2 separate regions of the Homo sapiens genome follow, and region 2 is linked to region 1. A link is a loop called in an ENCODE intact Hi-C map of the cell type or tissue named here. Cell type or tissue: mammary epithelial cell. All regions are shown on one strand. Links, peaks and the distances in the headings refer to the core of each region. The heading gives the core; the rest is flanking DNA.

Region 1 (8,327 bases), core at 19-8,018:
AAAAAATTAGCTGGGCATGGTGGCGGGCGCCTGTAGTCCCAGCTACTCAGGAGGCTGAGGCAGGAGAATGGCGTGAACCCGGGAGGCGGAGCTTGCAGTGAGCCCAGATTGTGCCACTGCACTCCTGGGAGACACAGATTCCGTCTCAAAAAAAAAAAAAAAAAAACCACACAATTACATGTGGTTTTGTGCCTCTTGGATTTCAGTTATTGGGGAAGAGTAGTGCTTACATCCTTCTTATTTTACTGTTATTAAGAATCCTGGCTGGCACGGTGGCTCAAGCCTGTAATCCCAGCACTTTGGGAGGCCAAGGCAGGAGAATCCTTTGAGCGCAGGAGTCCAAGACCAGCCCTGGCAACATAGCGAGACCTCATCTCTACGCATGGTAGCCTGCCCCCGTAGTCCCAGCTACTCGAGAGGCTGAGGTGAGAGGATTGCTTGAGCCTGGGAGGTCAAGGCTGCAGTGAGCCCTGATCACACCACTGCACTTCAGCCTGGGTGACAGAGCGAGACCCTGTCTTGAAAAAAAAAAAAAAAAATCCTATTCCTGCCAGTAAAATTGGGCTCTATATTACCAATTTGTTTATATTGCAAATTAAAATCTGCAAGTCTGGACTTAAAAAAATGGAAATGTTTGTAATTAACTAAAGTTTCTGGAAGTGATAAGCAGTATAGAAAGGAAAGATGTGTGGTAAAAATTGCTCAACTGATTTTGTAAGGATTTATTAAGAGTATTCACAGGATTTTCAACATTGCTTTTCTGTGCAATATGATAATTTGTGTGATTTTTAAAAACTGGGCTGGCTACAGTGGCTCACGCCTGTAATCCCAGCACTTTGGGAGGCCGAGGTGGGTGATTTGCCTGAGCTCAGGAGTTTCACACCAGCCTGGTCAACACAGTGAAACCCCGTCTCTACTAAAAATACAAAAAATTAGCCAGGCGTGACTGCGTGCGCCTGTAGTCCCAGCTACTCGGGAGGGTGAGGCAGGAGAATCACTTGAATCCAGAAGGCGGAGGTTGCAGTGAGCTCAGATGGCGCCACTGCACTCCAGCCTGGGCGACACAGCAAGAGTCCGGCTCAAAATAAAACAAACAAACAAAAAAAAAACTGTTATGAACTGTATCATTTCTCTATTGTGGCATAACAAATCATCCCAAAACTTGGTACCTTAGCACAAATATTATTTTATTATTATCTCTCATAGGTCTGAGAATTGGTGTGGTTCTCACACAGGGTCTCTCATGCAGTTGCAGTCAGATTAGGGGCTGGGGCTGGAATCATTGTAAAGGTTTCCTCACTCAGAAGTCTTGTGGTTGATGTTGGCTGTAGGCCTGAACGCCCACACCTGGCCTCTCCATTGGCCTGGACTTCCTCAAAGCATGGGGGCTGGGTTTTAAGAACAAGTATCCCAAGAGAACTAGGTGGAATCTGTTTCACTTTTTATGACTTAGTCTCAGAATTCACAGTGTCACTCCCTCCATAGTCACAGATTCAAGGATTAGGGATACAGACTCTACTTCTAGATAGAAGGAGTGCCAATGTTACATTGTAAGACTAGCACATAGAATGGAAGATCTTCCAGCATCTAGAAAAATTCAATTAGACACATCACTTGTTCTGTTCTTTGTTAATAAATATGTATAAATATAATTTGAACAGACTTCTTATAAGACTCCAATTTTTTAAATTGTTGCCATGTCCTGTTGAAAAAGAATTTGTGCTACATATTTTCTGTCTGCCCTGTTAGAACTACTCTCCATTGGTCTCCATGTTCTGTGTCCCTGAGTGCTAGCCTGAATGAACTGCATCAGTAAACTCTCTTGCCCTCTACCTTCTTGGGTCCTGCCAATGCACAGTACCTACATAAGATCAGAGGTTTGGAAGAAATGAGGTCAAGGTATTTATTCCCTGGCTGGATTACGGATTTGGTATATTTCCGTAGTCACCGCTTATGTCTGAAGACTATCTTCTATCCCTCCTGTCTCAGCCTCCCGAGTAGCTGGGACTACAGGCACCTGCCAACATGCCCGGCTCATTTTTGTATTTTTAGTAGAGACAGTTTCACCTTGTTGATCAGGCTGGTCTCAAACACCTGACCTCAGGTGATCCACCCGCCTCGGTCTCCTAAAGTGTTGAGATTACAGGCGTGAGCCACCGCGCCCGGCCTAACCCTATACTTTCTGGATTCCCATTGCTGCTCCCTTCTTTTGCCTCTTTTGGGGTAGTAGTAGTGAGGGATCCCCCTGTTGATAGCGCTGGTATGCTTCACTCTGGTTGGTTTTTCTTACCCAGTCTACAACTTTGTAAACAGTCCCTTTATTAAGCTCTCCTTAATTACTTAGCATATGTAAGCCTAGTAACATAACTTTCAAAACCTGTAATTCTGATAAGTGATCTTACTGAAAATAATTTTATAATTGACTTTATTTTTAAAAGACAGGGTCTCATTATGTTATTTAGGCTGGTTTTGAAATCCCAGCCTCAAGTGATCCTCCATCCTCAGACTCTTCCTCTGAGTAGTTGGGATTACAGGCATGAGCCACCATGCCTGGTTTATAATTGACATTTTTGTATTCTTAAAGAATGTAAATACCTGTAATATTGCTCTATCAAATCATCTATAACATAGAGAAAATTCCTGTTACTCTGCTATATTTGCTTTTTTTTTTTTTTTTTTTTTTTTTTTTGAGACAAGGTCTTGCTCTGTTGGCTAGGCTGGAGGGCAGTGGCACAATCTTGGCTCACTGCAACCTCTGCCTCCTAGAGGATACTCCCATCTCAGCCTCCCGAGTAGCTGCGACTACAGGCACCTGCAACTATGTCCGGCTAATACTTCAATTTTGAGGGGCTGGCAGGGTCAGAGGTAGGGGACGGGGTCTTGCTCTGTTGCCCAGGCTGGTCTTGAACTCCTGGGCTCAGGTAATCCTCCCACCTCAGCCTCCCAAAGTGCTGGGATTACAGGAGTAAGCCACAGTGCCTGGCCAAATATTTGCTATTTTAATAGAGGTTAAGAAATGTCTCATTTAAATTAACTACATTAGGCCGGGCTCAGTGGCTTATGCCTGTAATCCCAGCACTTTGTAAGGCCTAGGTGGGCGGATCACTTGAGGTCAGGAATTCCAGGCCAGCCTGACCAACATGGTGAAACCCCGTCTCTACTAAAAATACAAAATTTAGCCGGGCGTGGTGGCGGGCGCCTGTAATTCTAGCTGCTCGGGAGGCTGAGACAGGAGAATCACTTGAACCCAAGCGGCAGAGGTTGCCGTGAGCTGAGATCGCGCCACTGCACTCCAACCTGGGCGATAGAGCGAGATCCGTTCAAAATTTGGGGTTCAAAAAAACCCCAAATTAACTACATTAAACAAGCAACTCCACACTTATGTAATTACATGTATGTAAGTGCTGCAAAGAAGAAAATGTAAAAATGTATGAAGAGCTGTAACAGAGGAAACTGACTTTTAAAGTGGTGAGCTGGCTTCCCTAAAGAAAGGCATTTAAGGAAATCTGAGGAAGGAGAGGGATAGTCTGCCTTCAGAGTTTTGTTTTTGAGATAGGTCTCACTGTCACCCAGGCTGAGAGGCTGAGATCATAGCTCACTTCGTCCTCGCGTCTCCAGCACAGGTCCGGGTTTCTCCACCCAATGCGCCTGCGCACAGGCCTAGCCCAGTCGGACGCAGCCCAGGACTGCCAGGGGTGGGGATTGCCTGGGTCCCCCAGGAAGGGCCGGGTTACGTCCGGAAAAGTGAGGCCCGGGGTTCCAGTTAATTGTTACCGGAAGTGGAGGGAAGCGTTGCCAGGGGAGGGCGGAGACTGTGGCTGACAAGATGGGTGGCAGGCCCTTCCCTGGGGGTATCGAGGTAGGGACGTTTGTGGCTACGTCTGTCCTAGAGGAGGAGACGATGCCAGGGGAGAGGGAGACGCAGACACTGGGACTGGGTCGCCAGCAGAGGGCCTCGGAAGCCAAGCCACCCCGTCTGAAGACGCTTCTCCTTACGGAGCCCAGAAGCGCGAACGGAGACTGCGCAGATCCCGTGCGCTGCGCCGGAAACGGATGCATAGTCTCGGACACCAGCTCAGACCTGCCGCCTGGCCAGGTCCGTGCGCGTTTGTAGTTTGTAAAGAAATGTTCTAATGTGTATATTTCCACGTTTATCTGTATATTATTCACTTGGGTTGTCTTCTGTTTGTGTTTAATGTGAAGCCTAGAGTTGACCTTGGGAGCTTCAGAGGTAGGGTGCTAATTTTTCTTGCAAGCTATGTAGGTAGTGAAAGGAAGGTGACAATGACTACAGGAAATTCACCCTAGTCCCTCTTCTTCCCCAGAAGTGGTCACAATTACAGGTGCTTTCCTGTTCCACGCTCTATTGCATAGCCCAGGTGCATTTATGGGAACAAAACCATGGAGATAGACACTGATCTTTAATAACATTCTGTAAAATGCCATCCTTCAAAAACCAAATATCCTTGTAAGAAAGTTAAAACATTTGGTGAAACTATTATTTTAGGCCAGGCACAGTGGCTCACGCCTGTAATGCCTACACTTTGGGGGCGCCGAAGCAGGAGGACTGCTTGAAGACCAGCCTAGGGTAACAGAAATCCCACTCATCTTTACCCCCAAAAAATTAGCCAGGTGCGATGGCATAAGCCTGTATGGTAGAGGCTGTGGCAGGATTCCCTGAGCCCTGGAGTTCAAGGTTGCAGCAAGCTGTGACTGTGCACTACAGCCTGGGTGATGGAGCAAGAAACCCCTTCTCTAAAAAATAAAGTGTCTATAAAAATCAGTCTTACTTAGACCAGCTGTCAAGATTCTCCAGTTCATAAAGTGTAATACCCACTTAAAATTTTATGTGCTTAACGGTCAGGCGCAGTGGCTCACGCCTGTAATCCCAGCACTTTCGGAGGCCGAGGCTGGTGAATCCCCTGAAGTCAGGAGTTCCAGACCAGCCTGACCAACATGGACAAACCCCATCTCTACTAAAAATACAAGCCTGTAATCCCAGCTACTTGGGAGGCTGAGGCAGGATAATCGCTTGAACCCAGGAGGTGGAGGTTGCGATGAGCCAGGATTGTGCCATTGCACTGCAGCCTGGGCAACAAGAGCAAAACTCCGTCTCAAAAAAAAAAAAAAAAAAAAAAACGTGCTTCATATTCTTCCCAGCCGGGTGCAGTGGCTCACACCTGTAATCCCAGCACTTCGGGAGGCTGAGCAGGGTGGATCACCCGAGGTCAGGAGTTCTAGACCAGCCAGGCCAAGATGGCAAAACCCCGTCTCTACTAAAAATACAAAAACTAGCTGGGTATGGGGGCACATGCCTGTAGTCCCAGCTACTCAGGAGGCTGAGGCAGGAGAATCGCTTGAACCCGGGAGGTGGAAGTTGCAGTGAGTGGAGACTGTGCCACTGCACTCCAGCCTGGGTGACAGAGAGAGACTCGGTCTCCAAAAAAAAATCATTCCCAGTTACAGTAGCACCAATACATTTCAAATTAAGAGTTTATTTAGAATACTTTGGCCGGGTGCAGTGGCTCACACGTGTAATCCCAGCTCTTTGGGAGGCCAAGGCGGGTGGATCACAAGGTCAGGAGATCGAGACCATCCTAACACGGTGAAACCCCATCTCTACTAAAAATACAAAAAAATTAGCCAGGCATGGTGGCAGGCGCCTGTAGTCCCAGCTACTCGGGAGGCTGAGGCAGGAGAATGGCGTGAACCCAGGAGGTGGAGCTTGCAGTGAGCCCAGATCGCACCACTGCACTCCATCTCAAAAAAAAAGTTTACTTAGAATGCTTTTTTAAAAGCATAATAATTTTAACTATACCTCAGATTTTACAGCTTAATGAGGCATTCTATTCCTCCTCTTTCTGGCTTAGTTTCTTGCCTTGAAGCCCAGTATTCCATAAATTTTTTAGGGCAATTTTTCAAGTTGAAGTATTGACCTCAGTTGGGAATATTGTTAAAATTCAGTTTCTAATTCAGCAGGTCTAGGGTAGGGACTTGAGATTCAGCATTTCTCAAAATCTCAGGTAGGGCCAGTCAGCCTTGGACTTGGGATTAACAGGGCTTTAATCAACACACACCACCTTATATCTCTACATTAAATAAAGATCCATTAGGTTATATATATACAATAAAGACTAAGAATGAAAACAAGAAATTTATTAAATATACAAAACAGGAATACAGTTCAATTACTGTGTCTAAAAAATTTCATTTTTACATAACCAAGACAATATTTACAACTATATACAAAAGACTCCCACCTGTGCATAACCTTTGGTCCATCTGTGCTATCTCTCATATCTGCAAGAGAAACCTAAAATGTTAATATTTGAGTGTTAAGTATTTACATCTTTTTGTGTTGGTTTTTAAATGCACAAGTACCCCTGAATGGCTCAAAGGGATGGGATAATGCTAGAAACACTAACTTGCAATAAAGTGCAGTTTTCATGCAAACTTAGCCATCAGTTTTCTTCTTTTAGATAGGTATCCACAGTCCATATGGACTTTTTTTCTGATCTATTTTTGGTGATCTTGAAGATGCCTCTTCTGTGGCAGCTTTAGCTGATTTTTGTATTGGCTTTGCTACAGAATTCTGTAAAAGAACAAATTCAGTCAGCTTCCCAAACATACATTGTACACTTTTTTCACAAAAAAAAGTACATTAAATAATCCCATGTATGAGCCTTAGAGATATTATCAATTGCTGGGCGCGGTGGCTCACGCCTGTAATCCCAGCACTTTGGAAGGCTGACACGGGCGGATCACGAGGTCAGATGTAGACCATCCTGGCCAACATGGTGAAACCCTGTCTCCTAAAAATACAAAAATTAGCCGGGCGTGGTGGCATGCGCCAGTAGTCTCAGCTACTCGGGAGGCTGAGGCAGGAGAATCGCTTGAACCCAGGAGGCAGGCAGAAGCTGCAGTGAGCCAAGATTGCACCACTACACTCCAGCCTGGGCAACAGAGCAAGACTCTGTCTCAAAACAAAAAAAAAAGGATTATCAACCAAACACATAGTGTGAACCTTAATTGTAGCTTGATTCAAAAAGTGAAGTGAAGATACTGGGGCAGCAGGGAGACACTGGACATACACAAGATACACAAGGTATAATGATTTTGAGGCTTCGTTTTTGAAACTCTTATTTTAAAACATTGTGATTAAGGAGTATTCTAAAGATTTCCCTTTAAAATATTTCAATAAAAAAGGGGGGACACTTAAAAGAATGGCAAAATATCGGAACTAACGTGAATGTTATATATATTACAAACCCATTATAATGGCCACTTATAAAAGTGGCTCAAAAACAAATGATTTTAATTCTATTTAAAAAGTGTGTCAGTAGGCCCCCAACTATCACCACAAAGATAAAAACACAAAGATGCAAAAATACATCCTAAATCCAATTTTTGAGTGTTCAATGCCTGGATATACTTACATTAGAGCTAAAAGCTATGCTTCTTTGCTGGGTAGGTTTTTCATTGGGATTTCGAGTTCCATCTTCTGTTACCTTTTCCGACAGCTAGACAGGTTAAGAAAAAGTGTAATTTTAAAACACATACCCTTGGTTTCTAAATCCTATATTAAAAAATAGCCTAATTGTAAACAAAATTTAGCTGTAGACACAAAAATCAACTTGGATCTAACAGCCTAAGTAACAGAACTATTGAGTTTTCCCCTTAACAAAACTGATTTAATATTAGGCTTAAGACACTCTTCCCATAATTATTTTACTTCCCTGCTGGCAAATTTAAACTAATTTTTTAATCAGTTTTCTCAGGTTGAATCAAGTTCACTTTTGAAATGTAAAGCCACATCAGAAAATACGTTTTAAGAAACTAAGGCATTTGCCAGTTAGGCACCTAATCGTCTGAACAAAGACCTTGTCTACTAATACTGAGCAAACCCACATCTGGGCCCAATTACACAGATTCATTTAGATACAGCATTTTTTTTTTTTAAGCCCCCGAGACGGGAGTCTTGCTCTGTCACCCAGGCTGGAGTGAAAAGTACAGTGCAATTTGCTAATGCACATCCTGCACATTTCTGGAGAATTATAATAAACTTATCTGCAAGTGAAGCAGGCCTCCTCTTCTGTAATCTCTCAAAACATCTGGAATATATTGCATATATTATGAAAGGGACATCTTTTTCACAGATGCCCCACCGTTACAACGTGTACCTTTGCTTAGTTTAAAAATTGACTTTAATACTTTATGCAAATAGTGCCTGTCCCAAATTCTAGCATGCACATGGATCTACCAACAAAAAAACTAAGTTTTCAGTGTGTGAACATAAACTTCAAATTAAACCTCTGATGCTTTAGCCC
Region 2 (8,327 bases), core at 79-8,078, 280 kb after region 1:
ATCGGCACTCGAATGTTACCATCTCAGCTAATCAGACAGTCTCTATCCCTCTTCTCTGCTTTAGTCTTCTCAGTATTTGGCACTATCATATTTTTATTCTATTTAATTTATATTATTTGTTATCACCATCTATCGTATTTTTAATTTTTACTTTCTTCTTTTTTTTTTTTCCTCAGGCTGGAGTGCAGTGGCACGATCTTGGCCCACTGCAGCCTCTGCCTCCTGGGTTCAAGCAATTCTCCTGCCTCAGCCTCCTGAGTAGCTGGGATTACAGGTGCGCACCACCACGCCTGGCTAATTTTTTTCTTCTTCTTCTTTTTTTTTTTTTTTATTAGAGATGGGGTTTCGCCATGTGTGCCAGGCTGATCTGGAACTCCTGACCTCAGGTGATCCACCTGCTTCGGCCTCCCAAAGTGCTGGGATTACAGGCGTGAGCCACCACTCCCTGCTATTTTTACTTTCTTACTTTGTGGTTTGTCTCCCCTGACAGAAATGTCAGCTTCATGAGGGCAGGGGTTTTTATCTCTTTTCACTGCTGTATCCCTGGCACTTGGAATCATGCCTGGCACATAGTAGGTGCTCAATAAATGTTTGCTGAATGAGGGAAAGAGCACTAGAATCTGACTGGCAGCCTCCGGATCCTCTTTCCATCCGTAGTCTGCACTCCTGCCTCTCTTCCTCCTCAGAGCCTGCCCAGTCCTGAAGACACCAATAAGAGAAAAGCTTTCAAAGCTCCTCCCTCATGCCAGACCCCACGTGCCCTTCTCATTACTCTTACAGCAATCCTGGGGGGTTGGGAGAGTTACCTTGACCTCACAGATGAGGAAACTGAGGCTCAGAGAGGCAGGGAACATTTCCCAGGGTCACATAGGCAGGAAGTGGAGAAGCTGGGATTTAAACTCAGGCTGGTGTGCTCCAGGGCCTGGGTGCTTCAATCACAAGATTGTCCTACAAGTCCCCAAGACTGGGTGAGGGTGTCTAGGAAGTCAGGACCCCCTGGATGTCACCCCCTCCCAATGTGCTGTATTATCTTGTGGGCAGGAAACACTGAGGCTCTGAGGTAGGGGCTGAAGGAGCTATGACAAAGAGGTCACTCTGGGGAGTCCCTAATGCTACCCTTGAATAGCCTCTTCCCCCCACTGCACCCCAGTTTTTGCTCCTGATGTTGGCCACGCAGCTGCCCCATTCCGTTAGAGTGCTGTCTCCACAGCTGCTGACACCTGTCTTCCCCAGCTGTCCAGGAAGGCATCTGAACCTGAGTGACCACTTGCAGCTGCCATGACCAACACCCAACACCCAACACCCACTCTGGGAGGCCTCACCCTCCAAGGCTTGTACCAGGGCCTTATGTGGCTGACACTCAGCCTGGCTGTAAGGAAGGGGTCTCTGTCCAGCTCTGTCCCCGTGGCCTGGAAGCTCTCTGGAGGAGACCCTGAATCCCAATCTTTCCCTGCCACCTCCACCTTCTCTTCTGTACCCCAAGCTGAGATGGTATCACCAAGGGTTAGGGTTAGGGTTAGGATCTTTTGGTTGCAAGCAACAGAAAACCAAATCAAATGGGATTTAAGCAAAGGAAGTTAATTGGCTCATATCACTGAAAACTCCAGAGGGTACAGCTGGCTTCAGGAAGGGTGGACAAAGGGGCTCAGGTGTCACCATCAGACCTGTTTTCTCCCCGGTCTTGCCTCAGCTATGTCTCCTTTGAGTGTTGGCTTCATTGTCACTCTCTACCTGGTGGCAAGAAGGTACTGGCAGCCTCTAGTTCTACAGCCAGGTTCCCTCCAATGGTAAACAAGCAAAAGTCCTAAGAGCCACTCAGACTGACTCTGCCTGGCTCTGGCCACCCCTGAACCAGTCACTGTGGAACATGACACAGACTATGGCTGGGACTGGACTTGGGCACCCTATACCCAAGAAAAAACTGGGACACTCTTACCGCAATGGTAAGCAGGTGCTGGACACGAAAAACAGGAGATGCTGCTGACACCTGGGGGAGGCCTGTCCCCACCCACTCAGAGACACGCCCCCTGCCACCGATCCAGGGAAGTGCGCAGCAGGTCAGCCTTTGGCTGCCGTCAGTCGGCCAGTCTCCCACATCTCTGGGACTCCTCTTGCCACGTCGCAGCTGGGAGAGGCCTAGGGAGAGGGGCTGTGTGCACGGATTGGCAGTGGGAGAGAGATGTAGGCCAATCAGAATATCACGCGGGTTGGAAAGGGGGCTACTGTGCGCGAGGTGCCTTCTCGTGCCCTGCCTCAGTGGGACCCTCACCTTAGCTCCGTGCAGGTGAGGAGGCTGGGCCTGGGCCAAGCTCTCACAGCTACAGGGTGCTGGGTGGAAGGGGGCCTCCTGCACTCGGAGCTCTTGGCTTGTCTCCACCCAGCAGCTCCCTTGAGGAAGGTGGGGAAGGTCGCAGCTTTGTGCAAAGGGAGCGAGTACACAATGTGGCCGCCTCCTCTTTTCCATCCCATCACCTCTCATTTCACCAACCTGCCTGAGGCTGCAATCAACACTCCCCGCGTGTGGGGGCGGAGCCAACCCACGAGGCCATGCTTCAGGCCCCTGATTGGTTCAGGAGTAGCGCTTGACCTAATGAGGCGCTACCAATGGGATGCAAAGAGACGTTCCCTGGCCTTCTGCCAGAGCGGTTTCCCTGTTCTCCCAACAAACAAACATACCTGGACCACGTGGCGCGAGGATATTAAGTTTAAGATGGTGGCAGCAGTTTTTGAGACCTTGCAGAGAGAGCTGCTGAAAGCTGCTGGGGGCGCAGCCTCTCAGGTTGTACACGAGGTGCTGAGGTTTTTTGTTTTTAATTTATGTATTTATATGTATTTATTGAGACGGAGTCTTCCTCTGTCGCCCAGGCTGGAATGCAATGGCGCCATCTCGGCTCACTGCAACCTCCGCCTCCAGGGTTCAAGTGATTCTCCTGCCTCAGCCTCCTGAGTAGCTGGGATTACAGGCTCCCACCACCACGCCTGGCTAATTTTTGTATTTTTAGTAGAGACGTGGTTTCACCATGTCAGCCAGGCTGGTCTCAAACTCCTGACCTCACACGATTCACCTGCCTCAGCCTCCCAAAGTGCTGGGATTACAGTGTTTTTTTATTTTTATTTTGTTTATTTTTATTTTTTTAAGACAGAGTCTCAGTCTGTCTCCCAGGCTGGAGTGCAGTGGCGCGATCTCGGCTCACTGCAACCTCTGCTGCCTGGGTTCAAGCAATTCTCCTGCCTTAGCCTCCCGAGTAGCTGGGATTACAGGCACCTGCCAGCACACCCAGCTAATTTTTGTATTTTTAGTAGAGACGGGGTTTCACCATCTTGGCCAGGCTGGTCTTGAACTCCTGACCTCGTGATCCACCTGCCTCGGCCTCCCAAAGTGCTGGGATTACAGTCGTGAGCCACCGCGCCTGGCCCGTTTTTTATTTTTTTAGGGTCAGAGTCTCGCTCTGTCACCTTTCAGGCTGGAGGGTGGTGGCATGATCATAGCTCACTGTAGTCTTCAACTCCAGGGCTCAAGCCATCCACTCATCTCAGCTTCCTGAGTAGTTAGGACTACAGGCATGGACCACCACGACTGGCTAATTTTTAACTTTTTTATTTTTGGAGAGCCAGAGTTTCGCTATGTTATCCAGGCTGGTCTCATAACTCCTGAGCTCAAGTGATCCCCTTGCCTCGGCCTCCCAAAGCACTGCTAGGCGTGAGCTACCAGGCCTGGCCCAAGGCACTGAGGTTTGGACTCAGGCTGCCTCCTGCCTCAGCCAGAGTGATGAGCACTCATCCCTTCTGTGTGCTCACCCACCACAGGCCTAGCAGGGACATCTAACTGCAGTAAACTTGTCCTGAATAAATGAACAGCAGGATGAGTGATGCCTGCCCTCAACTTCCTCTCCCAAATGAGCTACTGAACTGGACTTGGGTCCCCTTCAGTTGCTCCCTCCCCCATCTCAAATGTCTCTCAGCCTCAGTCCCCTCATCTGCATAATGTGCATAATAATGGTATCCTAGAATTGTTGTGGAAACTAGAGTTAATATATGTCTGGGACATAGTAGGTACATAGCAAATGCCAATTATTATTATTATTATTATTATTGGTATTATTTCTCTCCAGGAACTTTAGTTTCCTCAGCTGTGAAATAGCAATTCATTTATTCATTCAACCAACTGCTGATCATCGCCCATGTGCCGGCCATTGTGGTTAAGACCTAGAACAGTAGCAGATGAATGAGTCATGGTCTCTGCTTGGAGGGACTAACCTTCTGGTGTGGCGGACAGTCATGTTAAAACCCAGGCCTGGCACAGTGGCTCATGCCTGTATTCCCAGCACTTTGGGAGGCTGAGGCAGGCAGATCTCTTGAGATCAGGAGTTCGAGACCAGCCTGGCCAAGATGGTGAAACCCCGTCTCTACTAAAAATACAAAAATTAGCCGGGCATGGTGGTGTGCGCCAGTAGTCTTAGCTACTTGGGAGGCTGAGGCACGAGAATCACTTGAACACGGAGGTGGAGGTTGCAATGAGCCGAGAGCCGAGATAACCCACTGCACTCCAGCCTGGGCAACAGAGCAAGACTCCGTCTCAAAAAAAAAAAAAAAAACGGAATTAAAACCCAGTGGGAGGAGAGCCACAATATATGTAAAGTCTATGTAGAAGTTAGGCAGCCTAGGGGTGGTGGGCAGCTATCTCCAGAATTGGGCTAATTGAGGGGAAGGATGAGAGCTGACTGTGTCCCTTGCTCTTTCTGGCTTCTCGAGTTGGCATGAAAACTTTTGGGGTGGGCTTCACTGGCTGTTGACTAGGACCATACAGACAGATCACCAGAAAGCCCAGGCTTAGGGTAGGTAGATGAAAGTTAAGGATCAGGGAAGAATGAACCAAACTATATCTCAGGCATTTTCCCCTAAAATGTTACCTTAGTTTTTAAGAATCAAGTGAAATAATATATAAATCTAATTCTTTAAAGACTTTTATCCTTTTGAAAAATGAGTGCAATTTATTTTAATAGAGGTGAATCTGTGATATGAGTAGCCACATTACACCGCCACCTGGTGGCAGCATACTAAAGTCACAGGTTTGTTTTCCTTTGAGACCAAGGGTACACCACAAACTCAGTTGTTTTTGGACGTGAGCAAAGATACCAAAGCCATTTTCCCCTTTCCCCTTCTCCCCAACCCTCTACTAAAACCCACTTCCATGGTTGGAGCTCCCAAGCTTCCAGCATTTTTGATTCAGCCACACCTGCTCCAGTTTCCAGCAGAGAAGCCAGCCTAGTTTTCCTCCCCATCTCCTGCCTCAGGCCCATCCTGCCCTCCAACTCTACATCAGAGCTAAACTCCCCAAGCCCTCGGCTCAGGCCCCAAGGGGAATGTGGATCAGGGAGAGAACCCTGCCCGAGGGTAAAGGTTAAGAGTGCAGATGCTACATGCACTGATGTGGGTTTGAATCTCCAGCTGACCACTTATTGGCTGTGGTCTCTCTACATCTCTAAGGCCTCTCTGAGCTTCACTTTCCCCATCTGGAAAAAGTGGGATGCAGTCTGGATTTCTTTTTCTTTTCTTTTTTTGAGATGGAATTTCACTCTTGTCACCCAGGCTAGAGTACAATCTTGGCTCACTGCAACCTCCACCACCCAGGTTCAAGCGATTCTCCTGCCTCAGCCCCCCGAGTAGCTGGAACTATAGTCATGTGCCACCACACCTGGCTAATTTTTGTGTTTTTAGTAGCGACAGGGTTTCACCACGTTGGCCAGGCTGGTCTCGAACTCCTGACCTCAGGTGTTCCACCTGCCTCGGCCTCCCAAAGTGCTGGGATTACAGCGTGAGCTACCATCCCCAGCCTGGATTTTTTTTTTTTTTTTTTTGAGACATTTTCACTCTGTCACCCAGCCTCTTTCTCCTCTGCTCAAGCAATCCTCCTGCCTCAGCCTCCCAAGTAGCTGAGACTACAGGCACATACCACCATGCCTGGCTAATTTGTTTTTTGTTTTAGAGATGGGGTCTCACTATGTTGCCCAGGCAGCTCTCCAACTCCTGGGCTCAAGAGATGCTCCTGCCTCAGCCTCCCAAAATGCTGGGATTATAGGCATGAGCCACTGCACTCAGCCCTAACAGAGATTTCTTCTTCTTTCTGTTACACGTCCTTCTACTCTTCTTTCTACAAGAACTGGCGTGGGTGGAGACCAAGAAATGCTGGGGAGGAGAGGAATGGAGAAGATCATGAGAAGCAGAATGCCCCTTCACTGCTCTTCCACCCTTTGCCGGAAATGTCTAAGGCCTGTCCTGTAGGACCTCCCTCTCAGGCTCCTCTCCCCATCCCAACCTCTCCAGTTCCCTCCGCCAAAGTTCCTCTGAGCCTGGTCCCCAACACCCTGGGTCATCTGAGAACCCACTTCGCATTGAATGGGCCATGACTGCCTCCCACCCACCCTGACCTCCCCACTCCACCCCCAGCTTGGGGCATTTGCACTGTGTTCCAGGCATTCTGGAAGGGGAGAAGTTTTGGAGCTGGGCTTCCTCAAACTTGGCAATCACTGGAGCTCTGTCCTAAAGCTTAGGAAATCAGCTTTCCACCCAATGGTGATGCTGTCTGGATCTTGTGTGGCCTTGGTCAAGTCACACACTCTCCCTTGAGCCCTGAATTCCCCATCCCGATATAGACCAGCTCTGACAGCATGGCTGCTGGGCCTGCCGAAGGGGTGGGCAGGGTGGGCAGGTCCTCTCCCCCCACCCACTTTCTCCTTGGAGAACCCCAGGATCCTGCTCAGAGGAGGAAGCAGTGCTCCCCCTAGGGAAGCGGATCCCAGGGGACTCCAGAATCCTCCCCCACACTCTGCGGGCAGCCAGCACTAAGTGCTGTATTAATTATTACCAGCCTCCCCTGGGAAGCAAATTCAAAGTGAGGTCACCATGGTAACCCAGACACTGCAATGTGACCAAATTTTTAAAGTGCTCAACATGTTCCAGGCAAATTACCTATCGATGGAAGAGAAAAGAATGAGGCTTCAATCCCACAGTTCAGTGGCCTTAGGAAGAAAAGCCCAGAAGCTCCCATGGGGCCTGGAACCTTTCTACAAAGGAGTGAGGCGGGGACAGGGATGGGAGATCAGAGCCCCACCTCGAGAGAGCAGAGCAGAGATGGAAATGACATCCAGGGTCCTGAATGATCTCTTATGGGTGGGCATGAGGCCTGGCCAGAGAGCCAGAGGGCCTGGGTCCTAGGACCAGCTCTGCCACCATTTAGCTCTGCAGCCCCAGGCCAGTCCCTTGCCCTCTCTGAGCCTCCAGTAAAGCCTCACCCAGAAGTATTTCTTAAAGGACCAGAGAGATGAACCATAGTGAGTTATTAACCTCATATATGAGGGTACGGGGTGGTAAGAAGAAGGGTGAGGGGTTTTTGCGAATCAGGCTTCTAAGGCAGAGACCTAGATTCAAATCCCACTTCTGCCATCCAGCAGCTGTGTGACCTTGGGTCAGAGACTTCACCCCTCTGAGTTGGCTTCCTTACCTGTAAGAGGGGGGCCAATCACAGTCCCACCGCCTCTGGGTGGTTATGAAGTTTAAATCAGATAATCCATGAAAAGCACTCGGCACAGCACCCTGGACAGAGTAGGGCCCCCTGTCATCATCTCTGCTGCCAATTAATAAGTGTCCCACGTGCCAGGCTCTAAGCTGAGCATGATGAACATGATCCATCACCAAATCCTCGCCACATCCTTCCCATGAGGCGGGTGCCATTGTTACTCCACTTTACAGGTGTGGAAATGGAAAGTAAAGCTAGCAGGGCGAGGCAACTCACCAAAGCACACAGATACCCATGGTGGGGGCCTGGATCCTGACCCAGGACCTTCTTCCTCCAGAACTCAGGCCCCTAACCATTCACCTGAGTGAAATGAGATGTGTATTGAGTGCCCAACACAAATGCGTGGCACATTGTTGGTACTCACTAATAGTGGCCACTCACTGGCACATTCAGGGTTCACGTCATAGCCACCGTTTTGCCCCGATCCCCGTCTTCTGGCACTTGGGAACCTGGATCTGGTGGATTCAGCACTTGCATGGCTCAGGCAGTGATGAGGGAATTAAAGGCAGGGACCCACCCCTTCTTCCTGAGCAAGGGTCCCCTCTTCAGGCCACGGCCCAAAGGTGCATCACACTAGCCTTGTCGCCTCCTCTCACTGTCCCTGGGGCACTGGCTACCCTCACACTGCGGAGACACAGATACCCAGCAGTTGTCTCTGACCTCATCCCACCCAAGCTACTCTCTGGCCTTGCGTAGCCCCCGCCCACCCTTTCCTCCTGGGTCAGCCCCACCCCTTCCACCCCACCGTAAC

Evidence for each region. Hi-C counts contacts between places; a loop is a spot of excess contacts. Peaks named below come from ENCODE experiments on the same cell type or tissue, not always from the same donor. Only the 100,000 strongest peaks of a DNase experiment are listed, where the experiment ranks them.
Region 2: a loop joins it to region 1, with 5 times the contacts of the local background. A loop is called at or near these places in 6 of 110 quality-filtered maps.

Annotation. Positions count from the first base shown.
Region 1 is chr1:25,236,114-25,244,440 of GRCh38, forward strand. RSRP1 (arginine and serine rich protein 1) reads right to left here. Exons shown (of 5, transcript NM_020317.5): 4 at 7,437-7,520; 5 at 6,136-6,592. The coding sequence ends at 6,476. It overlaps LOC124903881 (a long non-coding RNA gene), which reads left to right. Exons shown (of 2, transcript XR_007065555.1): 2 at 3,891-4,160. Among named protein-coding and RNA genes, the nearest start is that of RSRP1, 7.2 kb to the right of the region's middle. RefSeq lists enhancers at 2,680-3,466, 3,467-4,252, 3,794-3,923, 3,944-3,993, 4,064-4,263 and a silencer at 3,524-3,573. In mammary epithelial cell, for the core only: a CTCF peak has its summit at 3,945 (motif pointing right); DNase peaks (open chromatin) are centred at 1,348 and 3,848; H3K4me3 peaks cover 1,314 bases; H3K27ac peaks cover 1,974 bases.
Region 2 is chr1:25,515,602-25,523,928 of GRCh38, forward strand. No RefSeq gene overlaps it. Among named protein-coding and RNA genes, the nearest start is that of LDLRAP1, 24 kb to the right of the region's middle. RefSeq lists enhancers at 2,252-2,899, 3,068-3,662. In mammary epithelial cell, for the core only: a CTCF peak has its summit at 5,047 (motif pointing left); a DNase peak (open chromatin) is centred at 4,230.